Regions from separate parts of the Homo sapiens genome. Here regions 1 and 2 are each linked to region 3. A link is a loop called in an ENCODE intact Hi-C map of the cell type or tissue named here. Cell type or tissue: heart right ventricle. All regions are shown on one strand. Each heading gives the region's core, and the rest is flanking DNA. Links, peaks and the distances in the headings are about the cores only.

Region 1 (5,135 bases), core at 1,423-3,922, 120 kb after region 3:
CAGCAGGCGAGGGAGCTCTAAGACACCCCTCATTGGAACGGGAACCTCGTTCTTCAGTCCACAGCCCTCACTATTTCAAAGTGGAAGCTCCAGGCACTCACATCGCAAGAATGGTCCATCAAACCAGTGGGAAGTAATGTTAAGAGGACAAGACAGGGGAAGAAGTATGGGTCAGAATATAAGTTACACACTTTTGTGCTTTCTCTTTTGTGGAAAAAAAATAAATAAAAACAAATCTAGAATGTAGAAGAGGACGATGAGCACAGATCACTTATTTGAATCATTCAAAAAGAGACATTTAGCTGGGTGTGGTGGCTCATGCCTGCAATCTCAGCACTTTGGGAGGCCAAGGCAGGCGGATCACTTGAGGTCAGGAGTTCAAGACCAGCCTGGCCAAGAACGTGAAACCCCGTCTCTACTAAAAATACAAAAAATTAGCTGGGCATGGTGATGTATGCCTGTATTCCCAGCTACTCAGGAGGCTGAGGCAGGAGAATCGCTTGAACCTGGGAGGCAGAGGTTGCAGTGGGCCGAGATCGCGCCACTGCACTTCAGCCTGGGCGACAGAGCAAGACTCTGTCTCAAAAAAAAAAAAAAAAAGAGAGATATTTACACTTTAATATAAAATAGAAATAAAAGGCAACATCAAGTTCATACTGCCTTTAGCAGTTTTTGCAAGAATCATTTCCTCAAAGGAAACCTTGAGCAGAATGCTAGCATTCGCTCATCCATCCCATCCTCACTGGGCAACCTATATGAATGAGGCGTGATTCCTGATGGTGACAAAACAGTGGTAAAGAAAAGATGGGCTCAGTGGTGAGGGAAAGATGGGTATCATGGGGCTTGCACCCCACGGGACATGGCAGCAGGGTTGCTCTGGGGGAAGTAGGTGTGGGGGATCCGGAATTCCAACACTTGCCTGGCCAGCATCCCCAAAGGGGGCCATGGGAACCTCTGTGGATCCCAGAACTGCAACAAACCTAGTTTGAAAATCTATTGCCAGCAGGATGAAATACTAATTCCCTGACACAGCCAACTCAGGCCTTCACCAGCTGGCCCCGATCAACCTTTCCTGCTTTATCTCCTATCTATGGGCAAATCCATAATCTAGCTAGAGAAACAAGCCCTCTTCCAAGTGAAAAACTCCAGCATATTCAACATCGCCTCTTCTAAAAACCAATCCCTGGTTCCCTTTTCCCAGCACTTGAGTTTGTCAAATCTTTCTCCATCCACCTATCTTCTAATGTGCCTTGTGTTATAATTTATCTGTTCATGTGGCCATCTTCTCCAGTGGCCGGAGTTCCCCCAGGTAAGACGGCATGTTTCACCAGCAAACATATGGCACCCAGTGGGTATTCAACATACACTGACTGGCTATGTTTTAGTGAAACTAAGTGAAATACAATACAATATGATTACCATCATGTCAAAATACAAATGCAATGAACAAAGGCTGGAAAGAAACATGAAAAAGTGAAACCAATTACGTAATCATGAAGAAGGATTACAGATGTATTCTCTTAAGAAGACTTTTTGTACGATTATCACATTGCTTTGGCGGTCAATGAAACTGAAGTGAGAATTACCTTCAGGGAAGAACCAGTCGGCATGCTGAATGATGGGTTCAATCACTGCAACCACATGGACGGATGTGGCTGCTGCCATTTCAGCAAGTGTTCTGCAAAGCAAGTTCACAAAATTAAAATACTTCCTGTAGGCAGCATCTAATTTCTTCTGGTTGTGTCAGGGCAATTCAATTATTTTTAAAGGATAAAATATTTAAAAGATGCAAAAATCAAAATCACTGGCCGGGTGTGGTGGCTCACACCTGTAACCCCAGCACTTTGGGAGGCTGAGGCGGGCGGATCACAAGGTCAAGAGATCGAGACAATCCTGGCCAACATGGTGAAACCCCGTCTGTACTAAAAATACAAAAATTAGCCAGGCGTGGTGGTGCGTTCGCATAGTCCCAGCTACTCGGGAGGCTGAGGCAGGAGAATCGCTTGAACCCGGAAGATGGAGGTTGCAGTGAGCCAAGATCAGGCCACTGCACTCCAGCCTAGTGACAGAGCGAAACTCTGTCTCAAAAAAAAAAAAAAAAAATCAAATTCACATGGTCCTGGTCTATGAATGTGGCCGTGATCACCCAGGAAAAAATGACTCTGGCTTGGCTGCTCCTTAGTGTGCACTGTGATAACAACCACAGTGTCTGCTACACACAGACCCTGGGGGCAGCAAAACCAGTCAGTCAACAATGCTGTGTCAAATGCTGGTTTTAAACTGGTCTGTAAAGAGGGTTGCACTTTCCCACTGGAATAGCATCACACATGGGTGGTAGCTATGTTCTAAGACTAAAGATTACTAAAAAGCAATTTTGCCTACGATATCACCAAGAACATGCATTGTTACAGTGTGCCTTTTATTTTTTATTTTTTTATTTTTTATTTTTTGAGACAGAATCTCGCTCTATCGCCCAGGCTGGAGTGCAGTGGCGCTATCTCAGCTCACTGCAAGCTCCGCCTCCTGGGTTCACACCATTCTCCTGCCTCAGCCTCCCGAGTAGCTGGGACTACAGGCACCTGCCACCGCGCCCAGCTAATTTTTTGTATTTTTAGTAGAGACAGGGTTTCACGGTGTTAGCCAGGATGGTCTCGATCTCCTGACCTTGTGATCTGCCCGTCTCGGCCTCCCAAAGTGCTGGGATTACAGGCGTGAGCCACCGCGCCTGGCAAATGTGCCTTTTATTATGTTGAAACCTGAGCCTCCCATTCACACGTAAGGTCATCATATATGTGGACTAGTCTCAAGATGAGTGTTCAGATGTTAATAGTGTCTGACGCCAAGGCTCAAAAAGAAGAAAATAAGTAGGCCAGACGCAGTGGCTCACACCTGTAATCCCAGCACTTTGGGAGGCTGAGGCAGTTAGACCAGGAGTTCAAGACCAGCCTGGACAACATAGTGAAATCCCATCTCTACAAAAATACAAAAATTGGCCAGGTGTGGTGGCATGCATCTGTATTCCCAGCTACCGGAGAGGCTGGGGTTGGAGGATAGCCTGAGCCCAGGAGGTTGCGGCTGCAGTGAGCCATGATCACACCACTGCACTCCAGCCTGGAGAACAAAGCGAGAACTTGTCTCAAAAAAAAAAAGAAAGGAAGAAAGAAGAAGAAGAAGAAGAAAAAAGTAAGAGTTATTATCACTGCTATCAAGCTCCTGTTTCAGCTGAGAGTCAGAACACCACAAAAGCAAACCACCTGCAAAAGGCCTGACACTTTCTGGCCACCTACCAGGCTTCAGGTTCTTCACCTCGCTTAATTTTTACAACAACCCGTTATGAGGCCTACATGAGGACACTGGGTTCCCAAGCTCAATCCCAGGTCTGACTGCCTCAAACCTCTCCTCTCCTATCACTCTGACCTCTCTTCCCATCAGAGTATTTTCACCCACTTTCCGACCAAGTAAAATTTCTTGCTCCTTTCAAATTCCAGCTTAAAATTGAAGCTCTGCCTGTAAATGATCCTTCCCAGCCTTCCTCCCATGTGGAATCTGATCAGTCTGTGTGCCTTAAAACTCTGCTGGATTAGGGAGGAACTGTCCTCTCCATCCTTTCCCATTTTTCTTTTAGGAGAGTACTGGAAAGCTAATAAGGGTTAATAAGGACACAGGCTCTGTATCCAGAACCTGGGCACACCAGTTCCCTGCTGTGTGACCTTAAGCAAATTACTTTTTCTTTCTAAGAGTCAGCGTCCTCATCTGCAAAAACAAGGACAACAGTATAAATGTCAATGATTCAACCTCTATTTGCTATATATTTCTAATCAATTTCTCCTTTATGTCCTCTATTCAAAAGGTTACTTCTGATTACTAAATGAGATCATCACAATGCCATCCACAGAGTGACAATTTCCCAGAAGCTTTCCAGCGGATCCCCCGACCCCTCCTCTATTCAATCTACATTTTGCAATGCCAATAAAGTTATCTAAGTGCAACTTAAGACATTATTCTGCTTAGGAACCTTAATGAATGACTCCCCACCACCCAGAAAATAAGTCCCAGACACCTCAGTACAATGTGTGAGGCCCTTGAAGGCTCTGGCCTTCCCAGTCACAGCCTCATGTTCTCTGTCTTCAAGTTTCACGAAGCCACGTGACATGCCCATAAACGATGGAAACCAGGCCCTTTCAACAGTGTCTTGGCCCATCCAGGTCCTGGCTGTACGAAACTGTTAACTCATCAAGGTACAGCTCCAGTGCCATTCCCTAACCAGAGCTTTCCCTGACTTCTCAGCCTGAATTATGTTTCTTTACCTCTGCTGCCGTCATACTTGATAAAGGGGGCAGAATACGCTATCCCAAAATATGCTCCTTAGGCATAGGATTATTTTGAGTTAAAGACACTTGAAAACCATCACATGCAAGAAGAGGGCTCCGACCTTCCTTTTTCATCCTGAAAGCAGGAGATAAACTCCCATGTGAAGGATGCCCTCCTTATACCAGGAGGAAAGAAACATTCCTAACACCAGGGACGGGGAGGCAAGGCTGAGGGAAACCTCCATAAACAAACCTTGCTGAACGAATCCTTATCTTCCTAGTCACTTCTCCACAACTAACTGCCCTAGCCCATGCTCCTTTGTCTGGTCACGTTTTCACAATTTACTTTTTGTCCAACTTCATATATAAGCATTCAGTTCCACCTGCTTCTTTGGATCTTCCTTTTCCTATGGGAACTCCAATGTCAGACATGACACTGATGCTTCAAATTCATCATAATATACGTGAAATCCCATTCCCAGTAGTCCCAAGTTACTCTCCAAAGTGATGTGTTTTTTTATTAATGTGCTAAGTAGGCATGAATTAAATGGCTTCTCTGCTGGGCATTAAAATGTAAAAATCTGTATGCTTTCTCCTGTTAACCTGTCTTATGTCCATTTAGTTCTCAGGCCCAGCCAGACACCCTAAGAGGGTGGAAGTGCTACCCCTCCTACAATATCATATATACACACACATAAATATGTGTATTTTTCTTATCACTGTACTGTAGCCACTGAGCTATCTGACTGCCTAAGAGCAGGGGCATTTTGAGAACTGGGACAATGTCTCACACATCTTTGTGTCACCACCAGCTGGGACAGCACC
Region 2 (5,135 bases), core at 1,453-3,952, 100 kb after region 3:
CCCCTCCACAGCTGCTCTCTTTTTCTTATACATCACATATACATAATTTTTAGATTTGTGCCTCTCTGAATTTTTCTATTTATGATCCACACACATTATTAATTCAAGGGGAAAAAATGTGTTTTGGGGCATAAAGGAAATCCCTTACTCTGCCGCCCACCTGCCCCATCTGGTTTCCCCAGCCCCTCTCTATTCCTACATGAATCAGTCCCTGAAAGAAACAATGACTTTGTTTACACACAAAAAGTAGAAAGAATTACGGCAACCTGTACAGAACCAGTTTTCAGAAAGAGACTTCATCACAGTAGCTAACATTAAAAAAAAAAATTTTTTTTTTGAGATGGGGTCTTGCTCTTTTGCCCAGGCTGGAGTGCAGTCGTGCAATCTCAGCTCACTGCAGCCTCCACCTCCTGGGCTCAACTGATCCTCCCACCTCAGCCTCCCGAGTAGCTAGGACTACAAGCATACGCCACCATGCCTGGCTAATTTTTTTTATTTTTGGTAGAGACAAGGTTTCACCATGTTGACTGGGCTGGTCTTGAACTCCTGGCCTCAAGCAATCCTCCCACCTCGGCTCCCCAAAGTGCTGGGATTACCAGCATGAGCCACCACACCCAGCCTCAGTAGCTGACATTACTATAGAGCACTTACTTACACCAGAGACTGTACTATACACCCACACTTTATTACATCGTCTCACTGAACCCCCACTAACTAATCCTAAGGCAGCAGAAATAAGAAAGGGAGACTCAGAGGCTCTATTCCTTGCCCAAGGTGACACAGCCAGTGTGGACCAAAGAGGATCAAAGCCAGATTGGTTGCACTCTGGCTCTTCGCATTACATTTTCCCTCCTCCCCAGAGGAGTCTGTAAATCCCTGGGTGAGGGCCTTCAAAGACATTATCCAAGATCATTGTTTCAGTCTTACAAACACTCTGGTTTGTTGTAAAAAGGAGAAAATGGTTATTTCAGAAAGACACCTGTAAGAACCTGGTTTGTCTGAAACACCTCTAAATCTTTCTGGCTATGAACTCGTATATTAACTGCACTCCAAGAAGGGCTGGTTTCTGAGCATATGCTTGGAGCTAAGTTCATACAAAAGATATTGTATTTAAAAAAACAAAATAGGCTGGGCGTGGTGGGATGATGGTGTGAGCCCAGAAGTTCGAGACCAGCCCAGGCAACATGAGACTCCGTCTCTATAAGAAAAACACAAAAATTAGCCGGGTGTGGTGGTGCATGCCTCTAGTTCCACCTTCCAGCTACTTGGGAGATTCGCTTGAGCCCAGGAGGTCAAGGCTGCAGTGGACTGGAATCACACCGCTGCACTCTAGCCTGGGCAACAGAGCAAGACCCTGTCTCTCTTTTTTTTAAAAAAAAAAAAAAAAAAAAAGAGAGAAACAGAGGATGACCTCCAGTAACCAGCCTCAGCCCAAAGGCAGAACTTGATACAGTTCATCTCAGATTTGGGGCTCTGACAAATGTAACCCAGGTTCCTTCCTGCACTGAGTATCTCATCCAGGAAACAGAAGTGGGTATTTAAGAGCTAGAAGTGGAATGTTATCACTGAGGGTAAGGTTCTAGAAGATTTACTTATTACTTCAACAATTTTGAATATGTGCTTTCTCGGTTGTGAACTCACCCTTCAAGAAGTCCAAGGTGATTCTGATAGCCACTTTGACAAGTAACAGATCCAAATATGCCCTTGAAAGTAAGTGGTGCAGGCACAACTGCAGGGCGAATAAACTCCCTCCCCCTCTCCACCACCCATCCCTCTTCTCAGACCTAGAGTCTCAGGGAATGCCTTCCTTCACCAGTGAACGGTTTGAGTCTTAAACACTCTGGTTGATTGTTGTAAAAAAGAGATAAAGGTTATTTTAGAAAGACACTTGTAAGAACCTGGTTTTCTTTAAACACCTCTAAACGTCTCTGGCTATGAATTTATATATTATTTGCATTCCAAGAAGGGCTGGTCTTTGAGCATACTGCTTGGAGCTAAGTTTATATGACAAGTATTATATTTCAAAATTAAAAAAAAGCAAAAAATCAGACAAAAAAGAAACCTTTTATTGGAGGTCTCTTTTCTGTTTTTTTTTTTTTTAAATAAAATATCTACTGTATGAACTTAGTTCCAAGCAATATCCTCAAAGACCAGCCCTTGGAAGGCAGAGAATATATAAATTCACAACCAAAGAGGTTTAGGGTGCTTTTAGAAAGCAGGTTCTGGCTGGGTGTGGTAGCTCATGCCTGTAATCCCAGCACTTTGGGAGGCCGAGGCAGGCAGATCACCTGAGGTCAGGAGTTCAAGACCAGCCTGGCCAACATGGTGAAACCCCGTCTATACTAAAAATACAAAAATTAGCCGAGCACGGTAGTGAGTGCCTGTAATCCCAGCTACTCAGGAGGCTGAGGCAGGAGAATCGCTTGAACCTGGGAGGTGGAGGTCACAGTGAGCTGAGATCGCACCACTGCATTCCATTCTGAGCAACGGGGTAAGACTCAGTCTCAAAAATAAAAAAAAATAAAAAAAAAAGCAGGTTCTAACAGGTGTCTTTCTAAAATAACCTTTTTCTCCTTTTTACAATGTAATACCTGTCATATAAACTTAGCTCTAACCAGAGTGTTTAAGACCCAAACCATTATTTCCTCAGATAATGTCTTCACTTTCAGGATCCTCACCCAAGGATATACACAACTCTTTTGGGAAAGAGGGAAAATGTTAGGGTGATTAAGAATGATGGGGCCAGGTGCGGTGGCTCATGCCTGTAATCCTAGCACTTTGGGAGGCAGAAGTGAGTGGATCACTTGAAGTCATGAGTTGGAGACCAGCCTGGCCAATATGGCAAAACCCTGTCTCTACTAAAAATACAAAAATCAGCCAGGTGTTGCCACACCTGCCTATAATCCCAGCTACTTGGGAGGCTGAGGCAAGAGAACTGCTTAAACCAGGAAGGCAGGGGTTGCCGTGTGCCAAGATTGCACCACTGCACTCCAGCCTGGGTGACAGAGCAAGACTCTGTCTCAAAAAATACACAAAATAAATAAACAGAAGAATGACAGTCCAACCAATCTGGCTTTGATCCTCTTTGGTTGAAGTAGAATTGTGTAATTTTATCAGGAACTGATGATTTCTCGTCAGTTTTCTAGGGCTATTAGAGACTCTGAGTCAACTATTCAGGAGTGATTCTGTTCAAGTCTCACTGGATGTTATCTTGACACAATTCTGATTATCTACTTATTAAAAATAAACTGCAAGTAGAAACAGAAGCCACTTAAATATCCAACTAGGAGTAATAATACATCTGGTTGATGAAACATTATGTAGTCACTGAAAAACATGGTTCTAAAAATTACATTATCACATGAGAACGAGCATATGATGTAAAGTGAAATAAAAGGATCCAAATCTGTCTATGTCAAATAATTATGCTCATGTACCTCCTTGCCTTCTAGAAAAACTAAAAGAAAAAAAGGGGCGGGTGTGGTGGCTCACGCCTGTAATCCCAGCACTTTGGGAGGCCGAGACGGGCAGATCACAAGGTCAGCAGATCGAGACCATCTTGGCTAACATGGTGAAACCCTGTCTCTACTAAAAATACAAAAAATTAGCTGGGCGTGGTGGTGGGCGCCTGTAGTCCCAGCTACTCGGGAGGCTGAGGCAGAAGAATGGTGTGAACCCAGGAGGCGGAGCTTGCAGTGAGCCAAGATCGTGCCACTGCACTCCAGCCTGGGGAACAGAGTGAGACTCCGTCTGAAAAAAAAAAAAGAAAAGAAAAGAAAAGAGAAGAGAAGAGAAGAGAAGAGGAGAAAAGAAAAAAAGTAGAATATAAATGGCAGACTTTTTCAATTGTATAGCTACAGTTGATTTCTTATTATTTCCATTTCTCAAGAGTTTTAATATCCATGCTTATTTTTATTTATTTGAGACAGAGTCTCACTCTGTCACCCAGGCTGGAGTGTAGTGGCACGATCTCAGCTCACTGCGACCTCCACCTCCTGGGTTCAAGCAGTTCTCCTGCCTTGGCCTCCCAAGTAGCTGGGATTACAGGCACCCACCACGACACCCAGCTAACTTTTTGTATTTTCAGTAGAGATGGGGTTTCCCCATGTTGGCCAGGCTGGTCTTGAACTCCTGACCTCAAGTGATCCACCCGCCTCAGCCTCCCAAAGTGCTGGGATTACAGGCGTGAGCCACCGTGCCCCAGCTCATGCTTATTTTTAAAAAGGCATTACTTACATGACATAAGAAGGGTGAGAGTTTAAAAAGCAAACACTATGAAATTAGCCAGCAAAGTGTCCAGGCTTATGGCTACTTTGTGAGTGATTTGGTCTATCTGTGGTACAGTGGACTAACGCCTCACAGACAGTCTCAGGCTCACTAAATTATATGAATGTATATGTTATCTCCTTCTGCAGAGCATTGTCTTTTTAACCCATGAAAGAAGTGAGATTCAAAAAACCAAGTGGTGCATCAGAATCAAAATATGGATACCTGGGTTCCACCCCCAGTCTCCTGTGTTTGGGTCCTAGAAGGCCGGGTCCGGGCGTATGAGTTTTTAAAACCCTGATATGTGAATCTAACATAGAAATCTGATTAAAACTATTTTCTTCTAGATAAAAATGATAAATAGCAGGCCAGGCACAATGGCTCACACCTATAATCCCAGCACTTTGGGAGGCTGAGGAGGCCGGATCACCTAAGGTCAGGAGTTCGAGACCAGCCTGGCCAACATGGTGAAGCCCCGTCTCTACTAAAAATAAAAAAAATAGCCAGATGTGGTGGCAGGCGCCTATAATCCCAGGTACTCAGGAGGCTGAGGCAGGAGAATTGCTTGAACCTGGGAGGCGGAGCTTGCAGTGAGCCGAGATTGCGCGTATATTAAGAACTGTAACTGGCTAACAGAATAATCTTGGACTTTCTCTTATTTCATCTTCAACAATTTAGACAGATGTCACCACTTTACAGATCAGCCAGGTTGTGCCTAGCCTATGTTATACCAAGAGCTGAAATTCTAACTCAGTCAGGTCTGACTCCATAATGTGTGTTCTTCCTACTATACCTCAAGCTTGCCTGATATGGAAAAGAATGGAAATTAAAGAAGTAACAAGGACAGCCCTGTGACCACCTGTTCCACA
Region 3 (5,135 bases), core at 1,018-3,517:
ACATCTGTCTGGATGCCAGCTAAGAGACTGGCAGCACACAGCGAGGGGCGCTAGTGAAAGTGGCCCAGGAACCCACCCCAGGGAGGCTTGGTGCAGTTGAGTGGAATTAGGAAACCTGTAGGAGTAAGCCAAGCGAACCGAGGGGCAGCCTCTGCCAAGGCCCAGACACCGGAGAAAGCACAAAGGCTCCCGTTGGAGTGATGAGAGGATTGCAGGGAGTGGAGGAGGATTCCGTGAGAGGTGGATAGGCCTGAGCTGTGTCATGGAATGGTCTTTCCCAGCACCTGAAGTGTTTGTGAGGTGCCTTGAGTTGCAGATGGGGTCAGGGATGAGGGCTGTACTCCCAGGGGAAGGGTGGATGCCACAGGGGTCCAGCAGGAAGGCCAGATGGGGAGCCCCTGCAGTAACCCCGGGGAAAACAAGGAGCATCTGTGCGATCGCAAGCTCTGGAATCCCCTTAAAGCTTCATGCCCTGAAGGACACACACGCAGAGTGATCAGACACTACTGAAGTCTTCCCCAGATGGTACCGTTTGAGATTATTTTAGCTCCTATCAATGAGAAGATCTCAAAAAGATGCAGCCTTTTGTGGCTCACTGCCCTCCTCTGTGGTGAACTGGGAGCCATTCTGAGCTCACTGTCGCCAGAGGCAGAGCCCCCTGCCATAGGAGTTAATGCCTGGCCATGGCTAGGGCGAGCTGAAATTCTGGGCCTAGGGAGAAAGCCTCCCATGTAGAAGTGCAAGGAAGTGAAGGAAGTCAAGAGGCCAGGTGATCTGCTAAGTAACTGTAGTTGGGCTCTTTCAGTCCTGGAAAACTGACTTGTCCTTTTTTTCCTTGTTTAGGTTCCAGCTGGGGTGAGAGCAGCTCAGGGAGAATAACAAATTGGCTTGTTCTAAAAAACCTTACACCTCAGGTAAGGATACCAGATACGCTGGTTTATGTGGCTACGCCAGGGAGCATGGGAACAGAGGTTCGGGTCTGTATGTGAGACAAGGGCTGCTAGGTGGTAGTGAAGCCGAGCAGAGGAAACAGCAGAGGAGTGGTCTGTAGACCTCAGGCAGGCTGTGGTCGAATCTGGTGGTTCACGCTGTAATGTGCCTGGGAACCAACCAAGCATACAGATTCCCAGGCCTCACCCAGAGATTGAGTCAGTAGATCTGGGCTAGGGGCTGGGACTCTGCATTTGTATGAGGGCCTGCAGATGAATTTGACACAGGTGGTCCTTGTTGGCACATGGAGAAATCCTGGTCTGCCCCTGAGGTGAGAGCATTTTCTTAGCCCCTGGCCTGCGCCCTCCTCTGGAGGCTGGGTGTTGAGCTCCCACCTCCCTCCTCCCTCAGGGAGCAGAACCTTGATGGATGCTGTCCTCAGGGCAGGGAAGAGAGAAGACATGGAGCCACAGTGGGGATCTGGGGAGTGTCCAGGAGTCTAGAGGCCAGAGCGGTATGGCTCTGGGAGCAGTGGAGGTGGGGAAGATGGCTCTGCACCCCGTCAGAGCAACGTCAGAGTGTCAGTGAAGAGTGGTGCCAGGAGCACAGAGCCTCAGGAAAGAGAGGAGGGGCAGCAGTGCAGCCTGAAACAGCCTCCTGGAGGGCCCGCGGTGACGCCTCTCACTGGCAGTTTCCACACTGTTTCCTAGATCGATGGCTCAACTCTGCGCACTCTGTGCATGCAGCACGGCCCGCTGATCACATTCCACCTGAACCTCCCTCACGGAAATGCTCTGGTCCGCTACAGTTCAAAAGAAGAGGTAGTGAAGGCACAAAAGTCTCTGCACATGTAAGTTGGCTGTTGGGCTCCCAGTTGGAAGAGTCTAGGGGAAGGAGTGTGAGAGCACAGCCTGACCCGGGGCAGTGCACAGGGTCCTGCGTGGGTGGCTCCTGCTGGCTGCAGTAGTGCCCTGATTCCAAGGTCGGCATTCCTAAGCGGGGAATCAGACCTGGCTAGATGGCCCTAGAAAGTCCCTTACGTTGCCCATGGCAGACAGAGGAAGTTCGCTCTGGGCAAGGCACCAGGCCCTGGAGAGCTGTGGGTGCACACTCGGGTGAAGGGAGGGCACGCAGGTTATGTGGTGTAGTCTCTCCCTCTGTGCCTTCTGTGGCTTTTCTAGCAGAGACAAGTTGCACCCTCACTTGTGAGTGAATGAAGCCCTCCTGGTGTGCTGTCCTCACGTGTCCGCGGTGCCTCTCTCCTCTAGGTGTGTACTGGGGAACACTACTATTCTTGCTGAGTTTGCCAGTGAAGAGGAGATCAGTCGTTTCTTTGCACAAAGCCAGTCTCTGACCCCTTCTCCCGGCTGGCAGTCTCTCGGGTCCAGCCAGAGCCGGCTGGGCTCCCTCGACTGTTCCCACTCATTCTCCAGCCGGACCGATCTCAATCACTGGAATGGTGCTGGGCTGTCGGGAACTAACTGTGGAGACCTTCACGGCACTTCACTCTGGGGGACCCCGCATTATTCCACAAGCCTGTGGGGTCCCCCAAGCAGCAGCGACCCCCGAGGAATTAGCAGCCCATCTCCCATTAACGCTTTTCTTTCTGTTGACCACCTGGGTGGGGGTGGAGAGTCCATGTAACAGTGTAGATGCAGACTCACCGACCGGGACCTCAGACGCGAGGGAAAGGAGCACTAAGTGGGGCTCGCCGCCTGCAGCCAGGGGCCGCCTGTGGGAACAGCTATTCTCTGCACATTTTCCACTTTGTTTTCCCCAAAACATATCAGTTTGAATACTTGAATCATGCAGGCCAATATTATAATGTGAAAAGGTATCTACTCTATTTACACTCCCAAATAGCGCCATACATGCTAAACCGTAGAGAATGAGCTCGCTTGTGTCTATTCATCATGTTTAGCCTTTGGATTCTTTTTTTTTTTTTCCTTCTATTCCTCCCCAACCCCCCCCCCCGCCCCTTTTTTTCTCTCTTGCAAAACCATTTTTTGGGCTGATAACGTATGAGCTTTTCCCTTTGCACTGAATGATGTTCTCTCCGTCTCATCGGCAGTATGGGGGGCAGCTGTCCCAGTGTCAATGTTTACTCAAGGGTGTTCTTAGGAGGCGTGCGCTCTCTACTATGCCTTGATGTTGCCTACCTTATTGTGGTATCGTGGAGTTTAAAAGATCAAGTTAGGATGCTGACTTAGGATTATTAATGAAAGTGTTGCACCAGTTTTTTCATGTTGTAAAACTAAAGAATTTCGCTCTGCAGTTTGAAAAACTGTGGCCACAGCTGTGACTTGCAGCCCACCTGCCACCCAGGACGGGCCCTGCACTTTGAATAGGCTTTCCATTTTGTTTTGGAGGTTCTCACTTTGAACCTTCTTGTTTACAGATTTTTTTGTTTGTTTTTTGAGAAAAAAAAATGTTTACTCTTCCATCATTTAAAAAAAATGTAAAAGACAAAAAAAAAATGGAGGATGATTTAAAAGATGCTTTCTATCTCTGGGAAAAAGGAGCAGCATTTGGCCATGTTCTTTTGTTTTTCTATTCCTGTCCCAAATCAAAGAGCATGGTTCTCAGGAAAACCAGTTCCCCAGTTTAAAAAAAAAAAAAAAAATTCCTTGTAGTTTCTTAGAGGAAAAAAAGAAAAACCCCAACTTTTAGCACTGATACTACATATTGCTCTGTTAAAGAATTTTCTCTGCCAAAAAAAAAGAAAAAACAAAAAAACGCTTAAAGCTGGAGTTTGACATTCTGCTTTCAGATGCTGTCTTTTTATTAGTGAGTGATGATGGTTTGCTAATAATCAATAGGTAATAATTTTTTGTAATCCCATCAAGTGGCTCCATATGTTTCTGCTCTCTCGTGACTGTGTTAATGTTTAACTGTTGTACCTTAAAGCCGAAATCAGTAACTATGCATACTGTAACCAAGGTATTGGGCTTACAGAGTTGTTTGTTGTATAAAGAAAATTTTAAATGTTGTTGCAAACTAACGAGTTACACCATTTTAAACTTTCTTTCCTCCCCCCTTTTTTTGCCCACAAATGGTATTATAATGCTTGCTTAGTCAAAGAAGAGAGACTAAACAAGGGTAAAAATTTTAACAGTACAGAATTTGCCATCATATCATTGCCTTGATTCTAACTGTTTGTGTCCTAAGATGCAAAAGAAGTCAGTGGCTTTTAACTGTTTACAAATAGAATGTGATTGTAAAATGTACAGTTTGGTTGTGTTTGAATTATGAAATTTCTTCAGATATAATAAACCATGACTTTTTGGCTGCTCAACATTAATTGTCTCCTTTTTGTGAATTTATTTGTAGGCTCTTTTTTATAATGAAAGTTTCAAAGTTGCTATGTATGAGGGTTCTCATAGAGCAACCGATTAAAAATCTAAGCAAATATTTGAACATTTTATCTGAACTCATCACAATTTCACCCTGAAATAATGTGAGAACAATGGGAAACTGTAGCTTGCTCCTTCCCACCCTCTCTGAGCATCTTTGGGATCTTGTTGCTCAAAACTCTTCTGTGACTTCATCTTCCCCACCATTTGTGCCCATCTCAAGCCTCAGCAAGAAACCATGTGGAACATGAAGCTTAATGACTTGACAGTGTACTAGTGTTAAACTCTCATACCTCTGTTACAAAGCGAGAAACGCCACACCCGGACTGGCCTTTTCTTCCCCCTTCACGGCCCTCGCTTCTCCCTGCAGGAGCTCGGGGGCGAAACCTGTGTATGGATTTCAGTGTATGACTTCAGATCATGCTCCAACTTGCCAGGTGTGAGCTAATGTTGTCGGACACCTTACTATAAGCAAATGTTATTCAGTGCGTTCAATGTATATTGACTTCCATACTGGTTTTTCCAAAAACCAAAGGTAGCTTTGAAAAACCATGTCTGGAAATGTTTGGAGCGTTAAGCTGATTGACCTTCTGACCTTGGGGCTTTGAGTAGTATATAATTCATAACTGCGTTAATTGTATTGTTAAAGTGTTTGGGAGTTTTTTGCGCTTGTTATGTGGAAATAAAGTGTTTGATTTAAAATTTTTTAAAGTGGTTTGGATCTTTGCCTAGTCCTTAAATAAATACAGCTCTATTCCCTAAGCCACCCTTACTTCTCGGTCTTAATCCCGACTGCCAGTGCCTGGATGCTGCCCTTTGTCTGGCACAGACCTGCAGCTGACCATGCTGGGC

Evidence for each region. Peaks named below come from ENCODE experiments on the same cell type or tissue, not always from the same donor. Only the 100,000 strongest peaks of a DNase experiment are listed, where the experiment ranks them.
Region 1: it touches region 3 in a loop (2.3-fold over the local background); 11 of 110 quality-filtered maps call a loop at or near these places.
Region 2: it touches region 3 in a loop (2.1-fold over the local background); 6 of 110 quality-filtered maps call a loop at or near these places.

Annotation. Positions count from the first base shown.
Region 1 is chr16:24,942,185-24,947,319 of GRCh38, forward strand. It overlaps ARHGAP17 (Rho GTPase activating protein 17), which reads right to left. Exons shown (of 20, transcript NM_001006634.3): 15 at 1,587-1,678. Among named protein-coding and RNA genes, the nearest start is that of ARHGAP17, 71 kb to the right of the region's middle. In heart right ventricle, for the core only: no CTCF peak of the experiment used is centred there; no DNase peak of the experiment used is centred there.
Region 2 is chr16:24,922,357-24,927,491 of GRCh38, forward strand. All of the region lies in intron 19 of ARHGAP17 (Rho GTPase activating protein 17), which reads right to left. Among named protein-coding and RNA genes, the nearest start is that of SLC5A11, 79 kb to the left of the region's middle. In heart right ventricle, for the core only: no CTCF peak of the experiment used is centred there; no DNase peak of the experiment used is centred there.
Region 3 is chr16:24,821,234-24,826,368 of GRCh38, forward strand. It overlaps TNRC6A (trinucleotide repeat containing adaptor 6A), which reads left to right. Exons shown (of 25, transcript NM_014494.4): 23 at 844-914; 24 at 1,641-1,780; 25 at 2,199-4,985. The coding sequence ends at 2,574. Among named protein-coding and RNA genes, the nearest start is that of SLC5A11, 22 kb to the right of the region's middle. RefSeq lists an enhancer at 1,579-2,079. In heart right ventricle, for the core only: no CTCF peak of the experiment used is centred there; a DNase peak (open chromatin) is centred at 1,972; H3K27ac peaks cover 1,136 bases.